Regions from separate parts of the Homo sapiens genome. Here region 2 is linked to region 1. A link is a loop called in an ENCODE intact Hi-C map of the cell type or tissue named here. Cell type or tissue: CD4-positive, alpha-beta T cell. All regions are shown on one strand.

Region 1 (2,500 bases):
ACTGTCCCTCCACCGAATGTTGATGGGTGACTGGCGATCGCCCCCAGGAACCAGGTCCACGCTCTCCCAGAGTGGATGCACTAGGAGAAAGCAGGTCAGGCTATTATCAAGACTGTCTACTATCTAGCATCACACATGAGGCAATTCCACTTCTGGAGACCCTGTCAAGGCTAATGGGAACTAAGAGCTTTAGCAATTAGCCATTCAGGGCCTTAAGCAGCTGACTAAAGCAAAGGCTAAAGACAAGTCAGAAAGCACTGTGCAGAAAAACAGCATTCTGCCATCTTGAAAACCCAACTCGTCTCAGTCTGCCTACTAAGCTCACCTAAACCAAGTGCAATCAGTCCTGTGATAACAGTAAAATGCATGGAGATTAGCGCCATGTGGAAATAGGTATTCATAAATGAGTTTCTTTTCTTCTTTGAGAATTTCCCAAGCCCCAAGCCCCCAAACTAGCTCTAAATACAAAGACAAACTAATTCGATTTTCAATAACAGACTCATTTAAAAAAAAAAGAAAGAAATGGAAGAACTTTGAGAAAGGAAATGTTCAATCAAGTATTGTCAGTGTTTAACTGGTTGGCTGGTAGAAAAAAAGACTTGTGTAGCCTGCATCCCATAAGATGCTCGCCCCACATAACTGTGCGTGCTGAGTTGAGTTCACCTCCTATGTAAGCAAACTCTGAGGACCAGGCAGCCATCCTGCAAAACCTGGGTAGAACATCGGCATTGCTAAGGTCCCTGGAGGTTGCAGTGTGTCACAGGGATGTGGAGATTATCTATTAAGGTGTACACATACAATTCATCCTCCATAGGCACTGAAGACATTGCTGATGCTGATTTTCTTCCAGAGTCAAGCACCAGGTCTCTGTAGCAAGTCCCTGGTAAGTATCAGTAGACTTGCTGGTAACACAGATTGGCCTGTTGAGATCCCCATGTGTGATGAGCAGAACCAATGTATATCAGTTTGGGGTGGTCCATTTCCCTGTCCTTTAGAAGTACCATGGATGGGTAGAATCAAGGACAATAGGAAAACTAGGAGAAACATGAATTGAGAGAAATCATTACCAATGACCCTCTGCATCTTGCCCCACCACTAAGAATGGGTCGAAGGATTTGAGAAATAACTAGGCAGCTCCCACCCAGTCAAATCCCCCGAATATGGCAGGGACATCCTCTTGTTTCCATAAAAACCAGAAACTTGCTTCTGGTTTACTCTTACAGGGGCGACAGTTCTCCTGCTTCAGTAGCAGCCCAAAGATGGAAGTTTAAAATCTTAGCCTTGGCTTTATTTTTGTGTGGTGGTAGGCAAAAGTGTCCTGGCAGTATAGACACTGAGCTCTCTTGGGAGCATCCAGACCAGTGGTCTCAACAAGGAGAGTGACTACGGCCCCAGAGGACATTTGGTAATATCTAGAGACATTTTTCATTGTCACAACTGGAAGAGGGTGCTACTGCCATCTAGTGGATAGATGCCAGGGATGCTGCTAAATATTCTACGAAGCACAGGAGGAAGCCACCAGTGCAAAGCGTTATCCAGCCCCAAATGTCAATAGTGGCCCAGGTGAGAATCTCAGTCTGCAGAAACTCAGAATATTCTTCTTTTTTTTTCCTATTTCTTCCTATAACATAGTATTCTCTTATCTCTAAAGAGATTTAAACCTAATTTAAAAAATTAATTTCAACTTTAACTATAAAGGGTACACATGCAGGTTTGGTATATGGAGTGACACTGAGGCTTGGGGTCCCAACAGTCCTATCACCCCAGCCAGTGAGCATAATACCCAACAGGTTGAACCCAATGTTTTCATTTTTCTTAGTATGAAAGAATTCCTTATAATAGATTTACAACAGAAAACAGAAAAAATACAACAGAAAAAGAACAATAATTTTCTGTTAAATTTAGGAGCCAAAAATTAAAAATGCATTTGAACTGGCACAATATTTCAATACTATAAATCTGATTGGAATGCAGATTCCTTCTAGAAAGCCCTTGAAAGGCCCTGATTATATTTTAAAAGATTCCTGACACAAAGAGACTACGCACCTTCCCCTCAGACACTCAGACTGTGGTTGATAATGTGAGAATTCACATTCTTCAAAGCCATTCAATCAGGGTCTACCATGAAGACTAGGGAAGAACTGGAGTGACGATCAGCTCCCTAAGACGATGCCTTGGTCATCCTTAATTGTTCCCCATCTCATTCATGAAATGGGAAGTATCAACACTCAGACTCATGCAAATACCAGCCCAAGAAAACTGAGCCTGTTCCTTCAATTGCTCTTTAATGACCATAATGACACGATCAGTTTATGCCCTTGAGTTTACAAGTTCAGCTTCCAGAAGGTTTCTTTCCTCCTACCCACCTCCTCCTTTTTAAACAAAGACCATCTAGGCTAGACCATCCAACCCACTGTGGGGAGAGGTGGTCCTTGGTCATTATCCCCCTATTGAAGCCAACTTTTTGCCAAGGGCTTGTTTTGCTAATGATAAATTCACA
Region 2 (2,500 bases), 290 kb before region 1:
CGAGACCCAGACAGCTTTGGAAGGATTGATCAAGCTGTCCTGTGCAGGTCACTTGGGCTGAGATGGCAGAATAAACTTGTTTTCCAGCCAGTCTCAAATCAGTCTCCTAATGACTTTAAGTAGAAATGAAGGCACAGAGTGTCTTTGCAATAGGACCCAGGAGACTAACCCCAGTCAGAAGGGAAACAAAGAACACCCCAAGAAGTAGAAGACATAGGCCCTGTGGGCTGTTTATACTTTCCCTAAATGTGGGTAGCAAAGGCTCAGTGGCATGGGCTGGCAGTCCTGCAGAGACAAAGTCCTCTAGCACTGCAGGCTCTGGATTGACATTGGGGTTTCAATGCAGCATGACAAACTAAGGGTAAGCAGTAAAGCACTTGTGCAAAGCAGGCTAGGTGGGGGCTGTGGGAGCTCCACTGAAAGGGGAGCCAGGATCAGCAATTGCTGATTATTGCCGCATGAAGAAGTAAGCATGCGCCTCTAGATCTTCCAGTGAAGGAGATAAATGGAATCCTGGTGTTCGTGGTAATTTTCTGGATCTGTAAATGTTGGTAACTAACATAATTTTTAATTCTCTGAGAACAGTCTGAAGAATTGATTTATCCATCAGGCTTCCCCTTTACTACCTCCAGGTGAGGGCTTTCAGGGAGGTCTAGCCTTCCACCTCACCCTCCTAACCTCACAGGAATCCTCTATAATTGCTGAAGGAGCTGCTCTAAATTAATGGCCACAGAAGAGAAGTGCCTGCTGAATGCACTGAGTGCTGCTTGAGGCAGGGAAGGAGGAACCAGCAGAGGATGTTCTAGTAAATTGGTCACCACGTGGTAGCAAGTGCAATGGATTGCTCCATCTCAAGGGCTCTCTTCCACCAGCCCAAAACAGCCAATTCCACCCAATTCCCATGAGGAAGGGAAGCTATCCAAGCACAGCTAGGCAGGCACGGTTCCAGCAGCCGGAAGAGCCTGTGTAAGGATTTTGAGGCAGCCAAGTATTTGGTCTTCTTGGGAAACCAAAGGAATACCCATGTGGCTGGATCAGGGTAAACTAGCAGGGTGAAGAGAAGGCAGGTGACAGTAGTGTGAGATAAGGCTAGAGCAGTGGGTTGGATCCCAGGGCCTGGGAGTCTGCAGCTGGGGTTGGTTTACAGGGAATCTTAGATCTTTGGCTGTAGTTGAAAAGGTAAATTAGATCAAGAAGGAGGATCAGTGAGCCGTATCCCAGGGCCTGGGGGTGCCATGTTAAGGATTTGGGCTTTATCCAAGAGCTATGGGGAATTACTGGGTGGATGCAAACAGGGGAACAGACTGACTTTATTTGTGTTTAAGAAAGATCATCATTTTAGAGCAGAGTTTCTCAACGTGGGCACTATTGATATTTGGGGCCAGATAATTGTTTGTTGTGGGAGGCTGTCCTGTACATTGTAGGAGGCTTAGCAGCATCCCTGGCCTCTACCCACTAGATGCCAGTAGTAACGCCTTCCCCAGTTGTGACAAGCAAAAATGTCTCCAGGCATGTCCAAGTGTCCCCTAGGGGACAGTATTGCCCCAGTTGAGATCCACTGCTTTACAGGATGGGTCCTAAGGACATCAGTGGTTGTAGGGAGACCAGTTAGGAGGTGATTACAGAAGCCCAAGGAAGAGATCATTGTGACTTGGACAAGTGTGTGGTTTTGAGAAAGAATAATGCTAACTTTCCTCACAACAACCTATTTGGTAGGTACTATCGACTACATTTTACAGATGAGGAAACTGAGGAACAGAGTTCAAGAAACTTTCCCATGATAAGAGAGCCAGGATTCAAGCAGACAGTTGGGATAGAATTGGGATATATTTTAGAACCAGAATCAATAGGACTTAGTGATGGTATAATGTGAGAGAAGGAAAGGGGAAATGACAAGGTTACTCCAGTTTGGGGCTTAAGTTGTGGTGGGTGAAGGTGAGATTTACTGAGTACAGCATACTATAAGAGGAACAGATTACTGGGGGACAGGAGAGGGAGTCAAAAATTCCATTCCAGGCAATGTTATATGGGGGACCAGAACACCAAATATGAAGGATTGTTGAGCTGAAGATAATTAAGAAGAAGCAGATGCAGGAAAGCTCTCTGCCCTCCCTCTACTTGCCTAAAAGCAGGATATAGATTTACGAAGACAAAAGGTATCCTGCCTCCACCCCTTCTACCAAGAAAAACAAAGATTAATCACTGAAGAAAATGGCAGATCCATACTGGCCAAGAGATGGTACCAGAGCTTTACTTACTAGCCTTTAACTGCAGTTTGCCTTTCCACAAGTTGCCACACCCATAGAGATTCAAGATCCTTTTCCTTTGACTTTTAATTTCTCTAAAAGTTTACTATTCTTTACTGAAGATGCTATTTAAGCTGGAATTCAAAGCCACCTCTTTGAGAACTCCTCACTTTCTGGGTGTCTCCTATGTACATGGAAAATATACATGTTTTAAAAGTTCTGTTTTTCTCTTGTTAATCTGTCTTTTGTCAAAG

Evidence for each region. Hi-C counts contacts between places; a loop is a spot of excess contacts. Peaks named below come from ENCODE experiments on the same cell type or tissue, not always from the same donor. Only the 100,000 strongest peaks of a DNase experiment are listed, where the experiment ranks them.
Region 2: it touches region 1 in a loop (4-fold over the local background); 16 of 110 quality-filtered maps call a loop at or near these places.

Annotation. Positions count from the first base shown.
Region 1 is chrX:15,686,241-15,688,740 of GRCh38, reverse strand. CA5BP1-CA5B (CA5BP1-CA5B readthrough) reads right to left here. Exons shown (of 12, transcript NR_160544.1): 2 at 1-80. It also overlaps the pseudogene CA5BP1. Among named protein-coding and RNA genes, the nearest start is that of CA5BP1-CA5B, 12 kb to the right of the region's middle. In CD4-positive, alpha-beta T cell, a CTCF peak has its summit at 1,443 (motif pointing left); a DNase peak (open chromatin) is centred at 1,470.
Region 2 is chrX:15,972,518-15,975,017 of GRCh38, reverse strand. No RefSeq gene overlaps it. Among named protein-coding and RNA genes, the nearest start is that of AP1S2, 120 kb to the right of the region's middle. In CD4-positive, alpha-beta T cell, no CTCF peak of the experiment used is centred here; a DNase peak (open chromatin) is centred at 1,517.